2 separate regions of the Homo sapiens genome follow, and region 1 is linked to region 2. A link is an interaction called in ENCODE POLR2A ChIA-PET data of the cell type or tissue named here. Cell type or tissue: Panc1. All regions are shown on one strand. Each heading gives the region's core, and the rest is flanking DNA. Links, peaks and the distances in the headings are about the cores only.

Region 1 (7,303 bases), core at 1,260-6,259, 550 kb before region 2:
GTATTTTAGTTTTGCTTTATTGTCTACAGTTTCTTAAGAAGATGTAACTTAAAAGAAAAAAAAAATCTTTTAAATGGCTCAATCAATTTATTAGAAATAAGCGGCAAAGAGCATCTGTTCCCACAGAGCAACTGTTAAGTTAATCCCCATTAAGTCGGCCTCAAAGCACTTGGATGCAGCTACAGGATGTGGGTGTGATAGGATCACACAGGCGAACACCTGATAGGGCCTTACACACACCGGGCTAATCAGAACATCAAAAAAAAAACCTGAAGTCTCTTGGAAGGACTGAAAAATCCAATCCCTCCCCAACCCCCCCAAAAAAACCTCCCAAAACAGACTATTCCATTCAATTCAGATTTTGTGAATTAATGAAATTTAAGAGCCACCTGAAACCACCAAAGATACACAGTGATTTTCTCCCGAATCTAAGGTCCAAATGACACAGGTAGAAAAATGCACTGATAAAATGTTAACAAAAATGCATGTCTAATACTTAGAGCTACGTGTGAGCAGGTTTTAGGAGAAGGATATTGATTCTCCCTGAGGCATGAGCATTACCCACCATTTCAGGAAGCCTCTGCAAGTGGAGAAGCCACAAACCCCTTCAAAAAGATCTCTCAATTACCCACTTCCCAGTCCCCTCTGATATGTGGTAAACAATTATTTCAATGAGGTTGGCAGAGATTTTTCAAAGCTAGCAGGCAGGCATTTTGCAGCTACCTCCAGCTGGTCCAAGCAGCCAAGGCTGTCACCAGTGCCTGGTCACCGCTGAAAACACAAGGAGGGGCAGGACTAGGGCAGGAGAGTAGATGGAGAGAGCTGTGTCCCGAACCAACATTCTTGAGATTCCTTTGCTAGTGTTTTTTCTTCAGGGTTCACTGAGAAGAGGAAGGTCAGATGGGGAGGGACAAAACCCAAGGAAATGAGGCTCATTTCAAACTCTAACAACTTGATCACAAACAAAATGTATGTAGAATTACAAATAAGTTATTCTGTTTTCAGGCATCAAAAATGTTATCAATGAAATGTTGAGATGCTAAAGCAGTGAAATGTGAAACGAAGCAGTGTCACAGGCAACTGGGCCTCTCCCCTGGCCCATCCCAGGAGGGATGAAGGGTGGCTGATATGAACTCTAAGGATTATTCTGAAGGGGCCAACAAATGTTACAAAGAGGCTCAAAAATAAAAATCAGAACCATTTTTCCCTCATTCATCCAGGGCCTACTCCTGGCCATGTTCTGTGCTTTGCACTTTATTCAATTTAATTCAATTTTTCTCCTAAGCAATCTATTTAGATACTTTGTAGATGTGGAAATTGGTTTAGGGAAGCTTACATCATTTTCTTGCAGTCATATTTCTAGTAAATTGAAAGAGTTGTGACTCAGATCCAAGGTCTGAATGACTCCAACATCCACACTCAGAACTTCCTTCACTTGGGATTGAGAAAAAGGGAAATAATGGAATTGGGAGGGGGAGAGAAGACACCAAGTAGAGATATCAGCATTCAGAACTTCCTGCAGGAGAGGGTGAAAGAAGCTGGCAGCCAGGAACTGAGGGCCTTACTGATTACTTTAGTATCTTACCAATCAATTGCATTCCAAGGCTTGCTTACTTAGGAGGCTGACTGCTTAGTCCAAGAAGAAACACTGGCTGAACTCTTTGACTTATTTTGCTGGAGGCAGAGAAGATAAGTGGTTAAGAGTAAAGACAATGAAAACATAGTTTAAACCCAGTCCACTGGCCAGCTCCCTCCCAGCTGGGGATAACAGTAGGTACCTCACAGGCTGCTGAAAAGAAAAAATTAAGTGAAAGCACTTTTCAACAAGGCCTGGTTCATAGAATGAGCTACATACAGTACCTGGTAATTAGTATTACTATTGCCACAACCAAGGAGGCCTCTCAGCAAACTATTTTTACATATGCCAGAAATACAGTTATTTTTTCCAGACTAATAAATCACAAACAATATGGCACGGTTGACCGCCAGGTTACTGATGCAATTTCTTTTCACTGGAACCAAAAAACAAAACCACCACCAAATCTGAACTAAGTATAATACAATAATTCTCCCTGTCTTAAATTTTAAAATACAGAAGAAAAGATGAATTGCTGTATACTCTAAACGCTCTTTTAAATGTTTGGAGTACAGAATGTCTTTCATGAAATCATCTTGATTAAAATGTACATTCTTTTCCAAGAAGGGAGTAAACTGAGTATGGAAGACCCTCACCATTAGTTTTTATAAATGATTGATCAATGGGAATCGTCACTGAAAAATTGCATACAATTTTTGGAATGAATGCAAATTGATGGAATGTTTGTAAGCTCATGTGCTTCTTCCAACACCCCAGCATGCTCCCACCTCACAGCCTTTACACTGTATTGTTCTCTCCAGGTTTAATACTTGTAGAAAAGGGGAAAAAAACCTTTTTTCTCTACCCTGTTAGGTTCAGCACATGAGGCCTTGCCAATTAAACTGACGAGACAGATTCGCAGGGGAAAAAACACAAATTTTATTTAATGTTATTATTTTTACATGAGGGAGGGGAGAGGAGGGAGCTCCACAGAAAAGCAAAAACCCAAAAGAAGCAGTTAGGCCTGAGAGCATACACACCATTTTAACAAAGAGCAATAAACTGTGGAGAAGTCACAAGACAAAGGAGAGGGGATTAGGGCTTCCAGGGGAAGTGTGGTAAGGTAAATATATGGGGGAAACTAATAGAAGATAAGGGTTATTTCAATAAGGTTTGTTTCTGCAGGCGATGGTGCCACCTCTAGTGGTCTCTCCAGGGATGGAGAGGGGAAGGAGGATACCTTCACACAGCAAAATTTTTATAAAAAGGGGGTAAAGCTTGTCCTGGGTCTGCTATTTCTCGATTGTCTTCAGCTCAAATTAGTACTTTGCTGAAATGGCATATTTGGGGGTAGCATATTCTGATCCCCTTCATACCCTTCCAGACTGTGTCTCTATCCAGCTCCTCACTGGCTTAATTTTTCTTCATAGCACTGACCACCAAGTGGCACAGAGTATACTGATTGACATCTAGATAGACAGATAGATAGACAGATAGATAGACAGACAGACAGACAGATTGACTGATTTGCTCTCTGCCCCACCCAACAAAGTACAAGCTCTGTGAGATCAGGAAGCTGGCCTCTTTCATGGTTGTATCCCAATGCTTGGCATAGTGTTGGTGTTCAATTAATGCACCAAATAAATGAACGGATTTCCATATTATATCAATATTTTCTTACAATTAGAATTTCTGTGATGTTGATAGTGTAAGAATTTGTTTTTATTAGTTTTCAACAGTATCAACATTTACTCATTATGTAGTTACAGTATTGTATTTTTTTAAAGTAAACAATAAACAACACTGTCTTTGCTCCAAATACCTATAATGTGAAATATATAAAACTGGCCGACTGACCACAGAAACGGCAGTTAATAATCAAAATTACATGTGTCTGGCTGAATGGACTCCACGACCTTACACTAGGTTCTGTAACAGCAGCATTTCATCACAATTTGTTAAATTTGAAGATAAATACCGTCTCTTTTCTGGTCAAAGATTCTTATATCTTTGGAAACTTGACAGAATTAATGTTTTTGACTTGTTTTTCACCACATAACATCAGGAGAGACTTTAACAGCAGTGAAGTGGCAAGGAGGACGCTTTATTTATATCCGTGTAATCATGTAACCCACTTCATGCTCCCACTGAATGGCTCCAGTAAACTGAAATCACAATTTCACTAATATCTACATTCCAGCTCCAGCTACATTTGCCTGTCAAATGCAACAACTTACAGTTAAGCTTCTGCCTACACGAGCAATCACAGAACCATTAAATAAGAGGATTGCTTGTTTGAACTACTAGATCAGCCTTTCCTTATTTTTGCTAATCTGTGTGGTGTACGTTCATTACCTTTTTTTTTTATGTTAAAGACCACCATGCGTAACACTACTTGACAGCAGCAATTTATAGCAGTGGTCCCCAGCCTTTCTGGCACCAGGGAATGGTTTGATGAAAGACAATTTTGTGGTTTGGTTTCGGGATGAAACTGCTCCACCTCAGATCATCAGGCATTAGATTCTAATAAGGAGTGTGCAACGCAGCTCTCACTTTCTTACATGCGGTTCACAATAGGGTTTGCGCTCCTATGAGCATCTAATGCCCTGCTGATGTGACAAGAGGCAGGGCTCAGGCAGCAACACTCACTCACCCATTGCTCACCTACTGCTGTGCAGCAAAGCTCCTAACACGCCACAGACCGGTACCAGTCCATGGCCCAGGGGTTAGGGACTCCTGATTCACAGCATTACAATAAATAATAAATAATTAAAATATTACCTGATATTTGGCAAACAATCCCTCTCTAAGTCACTACTTCCAGCCTATGTTCAGGCTAGAAATGCCAAATAAAAAAGCACATGTCTGTCTGGGCACGGTGGCTCACGCCTGTAATCCCAGCACTTTGGGAGGCCGAGGCGGGGGGATCACGAGGTCAGGAGATCAAGACCATCCTGGCCAACATGGTGAAACCCTATCTCTACTAAAAATACAAAACAAAAACAAAATTAGCCGGGCGTGGTGGCGGGCGCCCGTAGTCCCAGCTACTCGGGAGGCTGAGGCGGGAGAATGGCGTGAACCCGGGAGGCGGAGCTTGCAGTGAGCCGAGATCGCGCCACTGCACTCCAGTCTGGGCGACAGAGCAAGACTCCATCTCAAAAAAAAAAAAAAAAAAAAAAATGGGCCAAGGATCTGAATAGACATTTCTAAAAAGCAAATGTACAAACAAACAAAACAAAACAAAACAAAAGCACAAGTCCACAACTACATAGCTCCAGTTTCCCTAAACAGATTTACCCATTCAGTAAACATTACATGTACAAAGAACTTAAAATAGTATGAGATTTAATGTTAAGAAATAAAATGTAGGATCTAAAACGTAATCTATAGCATAATCTCAAAAATGGTTTAGAAATGACATAATAATACAGACATTTGTGGGTGGTAGGATTATGCATATTTTTATATATTTTTAAATATATTTTTCAAAAGCTTCCTATAAAGAATGTAATTCTTTCCCAATTCCAAATCTAGCTTAAACATAATTTTACAAAAATTATTCTCTCAGAATGTAAACTAGTACCACCTCTATGGAAAACATTATGGAGATTTCCTAAAGAGTTAAAAGTAGATCTACCATTTGATCCAGCAATCTTAATACTGGGTATCTACCCGGAGGAAAAGAAGTCATTGTATGAAAAAGACACTTGTACACATATGTTTACAGGACCACAATTCACAAATGCAAAGATGCAGAACCAACCTAAGTGGCCACTGACTAATGAGAGGATAAAGAAGATGTGGCATATATATATCAGGGACTACTACTCAGCCATTACAAGGAACAAAATAATGTCTTTTGCAACAACTTGGATAGAGCTGGAGGCCATTATTCTAAGTAAAGTAATTCAGGAATTGGAAAACCAAAAACCGTATGTTCTCTCTTATAAGTGGGAACTAAGTTAGGAATAAGCAAAGGCACACAGAGGGACATATTGGACTTTAGAGACTCACGAGGAGGAGGGTAATAGGGGACTAGGGATTAAAAGAAAAACTAGACATTAGGTACAAGGTACCCTACTTAAGTGCACTAAAATCTCAGAATTCACCACTACGTAATTCAACTAAGTAACAAGAAACCACTTGTACCCCAAAAGCTACTGAAATAAAAATTATTCTCTCAAAAATTTTAAGCCCTAAACTTCAGTTCCTATTGTTTATATTTACTAAGAAAAACAACAGAAAACACTGTTTTAAAAATGGTGGATTTTTTTAAGGTTAAAGGTATATAAGACAGCTGCCTAAGGAAACGCAGATACCCCTGTACCTTGTTGTTGTTGTTGTTTTTCACTTTTTTAAAAAACATAGAGATGGGATCTCCTTATGCTGCCCAGGCTTGTCTCAAACTCCTGAGCTCAAGCAATCCTCTGACCTCAGACTCTCAAAGTTTTGGGACTACAGGCGACAGTCACCATGCCAGCCAATATCCTTGTACTTTTAACTCATTCCTACAAGCCATGAATCCTCTAAGCATTGTCCCAGACACAGCACTGGCAAACTTCAATCGTTTTCATCAGAATATAAAGAAACACAGGGCATGCTTAACTTCAAGGTTGATATTTCCTTTGTGAGTAAAGCCTTGCCACAGATGAGAAGTCCTGAGGATCAAACAGGAAAACTTTAAGTTTAATTAAATCTAAAATCATAAAACCTAAGTTATATGACTAAGCAAACTCTTCAAAGCACTCAGTCAACATCCATGCTGGTAAATATTTCAGGAATGAAATGAAAAATAACTTTCAATTCTAAAAGTTCATCCATCATGCATGCTTCACGTTGTAAAGCAAATATTTCACAAAAATGAGTTTACAACAAAAGAACACCAATCCCACTTCTCCAACCCTCCATGTCAGGCAGTAAGCTTTCCACATTTGCTTACATTCTGAAAATAACTATTTTACATGCCAGGAATGCAATAGGCTTAAGCTGTCAAAAAGTATCATACTTTAAGTGTAACTGGGTAAGAACTATGGGCACACACACAATAAGCCTTCCAAAACAAGGGGAGGTAAATGAAATCTTAATACCTGTGTTTCCAGAAGCCCAGAAATGAAGTGCAATTCCTTATAATCTGTACATGTTTACATACCCATACAGACAATAAAATGTGTAAGGTAATGACAGGTCCATCTCTCCCCTTCCTTTTAGTGGGCATCTGACATTTCAGGGTTCAGAATCACATATCCTGGGTCCCAAAAGGTCCCCCCATTCCTATTCCAACAGTGCTCACAATAGAAAAAGATGAACTGATCACTGGACCCTACATCATCTCATATATGTATAATACTAGTCCACAGAGAGGTTGAAGATATGCCTGGTAACTCTATTCATCCTACCCCACAAGTTTTGTCCAAATCAGGCCATGCCTTCAAGTGGGCCAGATTGTCTTAAAGCTCCTGGCTTAATATTTAACTGATAGCAACAACCTAACGTTAGTACCTTAGTAACTAAAGGGGATGCAGCAACATGAAGCAGAAAAAGTGATGAAGAAAGAGATTAGAAGTTAGAGAACAGGGACTGGGCTCTTGATCCTTAAAATGTGGGTGATTTTGAACAACTCAACATCTCCAGATATTACTTTCTTCATCTGTAAAGTGGAGAAGCTTAAAAAGGAGGTCTTATAGATTCTACCTGTTCCAGAAACTATGATTCTCTTCCTAGACAGCT
Region 2 (7,303 bases), core at 834-5,833:
TTAGTAATGGATTTATTGAACTTGAAATCTGAAACTGCTAATTCTAGAATTATTACCATACATTTGTGTATTTTTGGGGATTTTGCATAAAAATACTGTAGGTAGCTATATTCTTTTCACCTGCTCCCATAAACTATCAAAGTTTATGTCTCACGTATTTAGTTCTATCAGATATTGAGTTAATCACTTTTTTAGGAAGAAAGATTTTGGAGAAAGAAAGTTGGCTTCTTTACTCCATCTTCCTACTTTATATATTTGGAATTTTTCATTAGACATGACTAAAGAAGTAGAAGGAGAAACAAAGATCTAACTTTTAAATTATTCACTAGGCCTGCACAGGTTTGGTATGCAGATTAGCTCAACAGATAGAGGTAGATCAACATGGCAAATTAAAAATAATATCTAAGGTTTAATTCACACGTTGTATGACAGTCTCACTCTTCTATGTCAACCATGGACCTATACCTTAGAATTTATTGTCTCCGCTCTTCCAAATTCTGTTCCTTCCAAATCCTTGGCCAGACATCCAGGACATTGGCCACTGAATGGAAATCTGTACATATTATCACTTTGGGCTACTTCTCTTTCCACAAAAAGTGAATGCTTAAGTTCACTGCTCATAGCTCTGCCCATTGGAAAGAATTTCCCTTTTTGCTCTTTTTCAAGGCCACTCCTATATGTGTCTATAGTGCAGCCACCATCCATTTCAGCCCAGGTAATGAGCCAACCAATCCATTACCTATGCTTGGACTTTGCCCTCATCTTTCAGTTGTTTCAATTGTGCCCTTCATAGAACCATGACTGCAAGGCAGTCCCAGGTCCTCTTATCACCTGTTTTATCAGACCACATCTAGTACCATTTGTGTTAGTTAGTTCAGGTCCTCCAAGAAGCCCCTTCACAGATTTTACTAGGGAAAATCCCTGTGAGAAAAAATGGGGAGGAAGAACAGAGAGGCTGGGAGAGTCATCATACCCCACGCAAGTCTGACCATGAGGGAAGGAAAGAGAAAAGGAAGGTTGGGTGGAAGCGTCATAGACCAGTATGCAGTCTCAAGGAAGTCCAGCAAGAGACCACTGGGGAGTCCATGAGGCAGAGTTGCATGAAAAGAGAAGATATCTGTATCCTAATGTCAAAACTGCCTTAGCATCACTGTGCCTACGGGAAGCATGATGTCAGCTTAAACATGGTGATGGATTTCAAAGAACAGCCAGAGCCTCTGTGCATTACACTTCCTCTAGTTCGAATTCTGCAAGGTGCATTGTCATGGCCACCAAATTAATGTTTCTAAAAACACATAAATTCTAAGCAATCTCAATTCACAATTCAGAATAGAATGTTCTGCATCAACTCAGGAGTTCTATTCTTATGATATGAGATTCATGGGTAGAAATTAAAATGGACAATTTTATCTAACCACTATTAGCGAAAACTATAATTGGAACAAAATCTTTTTACCTCTTGCTCTCATGGATGTTTGGGTTTTTCAAATGTCTTTGTCATTACTTGTGATTCACCTGCTTAGCACGTTCCTGTTCAACCTTTAAGCCTCTGGCTTACTTGCCTTCTTCCTGTGAAGCTCCATGGTATTGCACTCTTAACTGTGTTATGTCCCACTAGAATGTAATGTTTTTGAGGTCAGGAACTGTGCGTGTATGGTTTGTTGTTGTATATAATGTGCAGTATAATACCTGGTGCTTATTATGCATTCAGTTCATGTTTGTTAAACAAATGCATAGAATCATTGTCTTTAGGCACTACCCTACTTATAACGAATTGAAGAAATGATAAAATCCATTATTATTACAGCTATTTGTATGGTATAGAACAGACCTAATTTTCTATTATGTGATTTGGCTTCTGAAAATTTATTTACTCAATTCCTTTCTGTAGTTAGGTTCACATGCACCCATATTACATGAATATATTCATGCCATCTCAGAGATCATTAGGATGACAAAAAAAAAAAAAAAAAAAAAACATATAACGGCTATCAATTTTCCCCAAAAACCAGCAGGTATAAGCAATTGTTATTCACATTGTTCATTTTATAAGCAATATAGGAACTCTGCATTTAAATAGGAAAATTGAGTGATTTCTAAAATCAGAAGCTAATATATTTTGGATTATTATTTTAAAAAGTTTAAAGGATACATATATACATCTGTAGGTTTCCTGGAGTCTCCAAATCAGGGATGCCAGCCATCCTAGAGTGTCACTAAAGTGAGAGGCAGCATGAACTTGTCTCAGATATGTTGGCATGATTTAGGAGTGGGTAGGGATGGTAGAACAAGAGTGATCCAATATTTTAAAATATTTTCTTCTGACATAGTAATTACTGCATACATGACATCATGATTTTTTCCTCTTCACTCATTCTTAGCCTGTGGCACTCAACTCTCCTGCTAGGCAATCAGCACCAGGACTACTTTTGAAGTGGTCTGCTGCTGGGATGCATTCACTTGGCCTCTGCCTCTATATTGTTTTTGGTCACCTTTCCCATCTTTCTCTTACTATTCCCAATCCTTATCCATATGCCAGCCTGCTGGCTATGCCGAATTCTCACTCTGGCTTTCCTCTAATACTTGGCATCTGGGGCTGGAGCTCTTGCGCTGCAGGCTTCTTGCTGCTCTCTGGAGGCCCTATTCTACGGGAGCTGCTCTCAGCAAGCTGTCAAGTTAGAAAGGAAATAATGAAGCATTAGCTGAAGAGTCAATATCTGATAAGGCTTAATGTGCCAGCCCTAATGATAGTTTGCATTTTCTTCTGGGAATAGTTATTTGAAAACTGAAAAAAAAAAAATAGTACCAGGATCCCCCTCTTTCCCCACCCTCCCCACCACCATGGATGCCAAAATCCACAGATGCTCAAGTATCTTATATATAATGGTATAATATTTGCATATAACTTATGCATGTTATTCTATATACCTTAAATAACATCTAGATTACTTATAATCCTGAATATAATGTAAATGCCATGTAAATTGTTGTTACGCTGCATTGTTTTTTAATTTATTTTTTCATTTCTTTTTAAAATATTTTTGATCCATACTTGGTTGAATCTGTGGAGCCAGAACCTGTAGATACCAAGTGTTATCTGAGGACTGTATTTAAGGTGTAAGGTACAGGATAGTGTAGATTTGGGGGATAAGTAGCGTTTTCTGATATAAAGAAGGCTACCATCTAAGACCATCCGTGAATTGTTATTATAATCAGATAAAAAAGTCAAATAAAAATGAGTGAATATTTTAAAAAATTATGTGACTCATTTCTTTTGAGTAACTTGACAGCTATGGTCACATTAATTGTGTACAGAGATATAGCTTTAGCTGTTTCTTAGGAAATTTGAATTTAATTAAACATGAATAAAAAGCCAAAAAGATCTTTGTTTTATTAGTGTCTCTCCTTCAATTATCATAATAAAGAGATAATCTCCAGCAAAAACAAAACTAAAAAACTTTTACAATTAAAGCATACAATGTCCAATTTCCAACATTCTAAACTATCATTAAAACATTTATTTTTTTCTCTTTATTCCTTGCTGCAAGGAGTTATTTAAAACTAAACCCAAAATATCCACTCCATAGCTCATCTAACCTGCATATAAATAGAGAATATATGTCAACTTTCAACTTACAGATTCACCAAGTAAAGGAAAAACTTTTAATGATTTCAACTCTAGGAAGGAAATGTCTTAATCACCATAAAAATGGTGTCATTAGAAAAACAGTCTGTTTTATATCTTAATATTTGTAGCATTATTTGCCCTGGTATTATAGTTTTTCATCAACCTAAGAAAGTGAGTTGTTTAACCTTATTATTGGATGCAAATAAGCATGTTTTTAAGGTACAGTATAGTTTACTGTGTAATGTGTATCAAGGATGAAGCCAAGAGAAGAAAATAACTCATTAAAAGTGTCACTTGTTACTGCAGCAATAATCAATAGAGCATTAAACATCACATCTTATTGCAATGAATGGGGAATAAACATGAAGTCCACAGTGCACTCTTGTAAATGGTATGACTTGTAAATGTCAGTGAGGACTTATTTAATACTAAAAGGCTATAAGAATTTGCAAAGGGAGTTTTAAAATTCATCCAAGATAGCTGAAGGTTACATGAAGAAAGGGCAGCTATATATAGCATGCACACACTCAGGTAATGTAAAATATGAATGGATGAAAAAGAACCAAACCTAATTCTAATTGGAGGGTTCATTATATTTGATATTCTAGAAAGAGCATGTATTGAGACCTGGAAGTTTGGCATTATGAATATTTTATTGCATATCTTGCTTTATATTCACTTTATATTCATATAAAGCAGGCTTTTTTTTTTTTCCAATGTAAGCAGTGTATATGTATAGGTAGAGAGCAAAGAAAAATCTTACAGATTAATGCAGTTCAGAATACATCATTTAGGTGAATTGTATTCTCTTTCTGGAAGCTTCTTTTAAAATTTATAATCTGCAACATCTCATTGCACAAAATTTCCATCTCTTCATCCAAGCAAGTTAAATTTGTCTTGATTTATCTGCATATTGATCTGTAAACCTGATAATTGATAGGGAAGATTCTTGGAGATTTCTAAAGTCTGTCATTTTTATAGATGCAGACTTTCATGTAGCACAATCAGAACATTCTGACATAGAAAAAAAAAATAATCAATGTATGTGATATAGTTTGGCTCTGTGTCCCCACGGAAATATCACCTTGAATTGTAATAATCCCCACATGTGAAAGGCGGGATCAAGTGCAAATAATTGAATCATGGGGTTAGTTTCCCTCATGCTGCTCTTGTGATACTGAATGAATTTTCATAAGATCTGATGGTTTTATTAATATAAGGGGCTTCCCCCTTTTCTCAGTACATCTCTCTCCTGCTGCCATGTGAAGAAGGTTGTGTTTGCTTCCCCTTCTGCCATGAATGGAAGTTTCCAGAGGCCTCCCCAGCCATGCAGAACTGTGAGTCGATCAAACCTCTTTCCATTATAAATTACCCAGTCTCAAGTAAGTCCGTTTAGCAATGTGAGAATGGACTAATACAGTATGTTAACAGGAACCCTGGTGGCTTAACTCATTGTGGAAATGGACAGCATGGGTTACAAAACTCATATCTTAGAGAGGTTTGGCCATTATCAAAGCAAAATTCTCTTTCATGGGACTAGTTTTAGTTTCTCTCCATGGACTTATTTTGAGGTGAAAACAGTAGAGAAACTCCATGGAAAATTTAGGTCTTTTGTCTTGAATATGCTATAGAGTTAAAAATGCAATATTACCCTTTTCACAAGTTTAATTTAGCATTCCTCATAATGGTTTATATTTCAAACAAAAAAAATTATCATAGTGTTTTAGTCCATTTTCGTATTGCTGTGAAGAAATACTCAAGACTGGGTAATTTATAAAGAAAAGAAGTTTAATGGACTCACAGTTCCACATGGCTGGGGAGGCCTCACAGTCATGGTGGAAGGCAAGGGAGGAGCAAATGCTTACATGGCATCAGGCAAGAGAGCATGTGCAGAGAACCTGCCCTTTATAAAACCATCACATCTCAAGAGACTTATTCACTATCATGAGAACAGCATGGGAATATCTCGCCCCCATGATTCAATTACCTCCCACCTGGCCCCTCTCATGACACATGGGGATTATGGGAGCTACAATTCAAGATGAGATTTGGTTGGAGACAGAGCCAAACCATATAATTCCACCTCTAGCCCCTCCCAAATCTCATGTCCTCATATTTCAAAACCAATCATGCCTTCCAAACAGTTCCCCAAAGTCTTAACTTATTTTAGCATTAACTCAAAAGTCCATAGTCCAGTCTCATCTGAGACAAGGCAAATCCCTTCGACCTATGAGCCTGTAAAATCAAAAGCAAGTTGGTTACTCCCTAGATACAATGGGGGTACAGGCATTGGGTAAATACACCCTTTCCAAATGGGAGAAATTGGTCAAAACAAAGGGGTTACAGGCCCCATGCAAGTCCAAAAACAAATAGGATAGTCATTAAACCTTAAAGTTCCAGAATGATCTTCTTTGACTCCATGTCTCACATACAGGGTCATTCTGATACAAGAGGTAGGCTTCCATGGCCGTGGGCAGCTCTGTCCCTGTGGCTTTGCAGGGTACAGCTCCCCTCTTGGCTGCTTTCATGGGCTGGCATTGAGTGTCCGTGGCTTTTCCAGGCACACAGTGCAAGATGTCAGTGGATCTACCATTCTAGGGTCTGGGTAGTCCTCTTCTCACAGCTCCACTAGGCAGTACCCCAGTGGGGATTCTCTGTGGGGGCTCCAACCCCACATTTCCCTTCTGCACTTCCCTAGCAGAGGTTCTCCATAAGGGCCCTGCCCCTGCAGCAAACTTCTGCCTGGACATCCAGGCATTTTCATATATCCTCTGAAATCTAGGTGGAGATTCCCAAATCTCAATTCTTAACTTCTGTGCACCTGCAGGCTCAACATCACATGGAAGCTGCCAAGGTGTGGGGCTTGCACCCTCTGAAGGAATGGCCTGAACTGTACCTTGGCATATTTCAGCCATGGGTGGAGTGGCTAGGACACAGGGCAGTAAGTCCCTAGGCTGCACACAGCAGGGGGGCCCAGGGCCCAGCCCAGGAAACCATTTTTTTTCTCCTAGGGCTCTGGGCCTGTGATGGGAGGGGCTGCAGTGAAGGTGTCTGACATGCCCTTGAGACATTTTCCCCATTGTCTTGGTAATTAACATTTGGCTCCTCATAACTTATGCAAATTTCTGCAGCCAGCTTGAATTTCTCCTCAGAAAGTGGGTTTTTCTTTTTTATCACATCATCAGGCTGCAAATTTTCCAAACTTATCCTCTGCTTCCCTTTTAAATGTTAAGTTCCATTTCTAAATCATGTCTTTGTGAACACATAAAACTGAATCCTTTTTACCAGCACCCAAGTCACTCTTGAACTCTTTGCTGCTTGGACATTTCTTCTGCCAGATACTCTAAATAATCTCTCTCAAGTTTAAAGTCCCACAATCTCCAGGGAGGGGCAAAATACCACCAGTCTCTTTACTAAAGCATAGCAAGAACCAGTTTAGCTCCAGTCCCCAATAAGTTCCTTATCTTAATCTGAGACTACTTCCGCCTGGAATTTTGGGTCAAAGCCGTTCAACAAGTCTCTAGCAAGCTTCAAACTTTTCCGCATCTTCCTGTCTTCTTCTGAGCCCTCCAAACTGTTCCAACCTCTTCCTGTTACCCAGTTCCAAAGTCTTTTCCACATTTTGGGGTATCTTTACAGTAGTGCCCACTACCAGTACCAATTTACTATATTAGT

Evidence for each region. Peaks named below come from ENCODE experiments on the same cell type or tissue, not always from the same donor. Only the 100,000 strongest peaks of a DNase experiment are listed, where the experiment ranks them.
Region 1: POLR2A ChIA-PET joins it to region 2 with 5 read pairs; 3 of 35 experiments call an interaction of 5 or more read pairs at or near these places.

The regions. Positions count from the first base shown.
Region 1 is chr21:26,147,552-26,154,854 of GRCh38, forward strand. All of the region lies in intron 1 of APP (amyloid beta precursor protein), which reads right to left. LOC124900466 (a long non-coding RNA gene) reads right to left here. Exons shown (of 2, transcript XR_007067829.1): 1 at 1,586-7,303. Among named protein-coding and RNA genes, the nearest start is that of APP, 20 kb to the right of the region's middle. RefSeq lists an enhancer at 1,385-1,954. In Panc1, for the core only: a CTCF peak has its summit at 2,796; no DNase peak of the experiment used is centred there; H3K27ac peaks cover 1,675 bases.
Region 2 is chr21:26,695,976-26,703,278 of GRCh38, forward strand. No RefSeq gene overlaps it. Among named protein-coding and RNA genes, the nearest start is that of CYYR1, 130 kb to the left of the region's middle. In Panc1, for the core only: no CTCF peak of the experiment used is centred there; no DNase peak of the experiment used is centred there.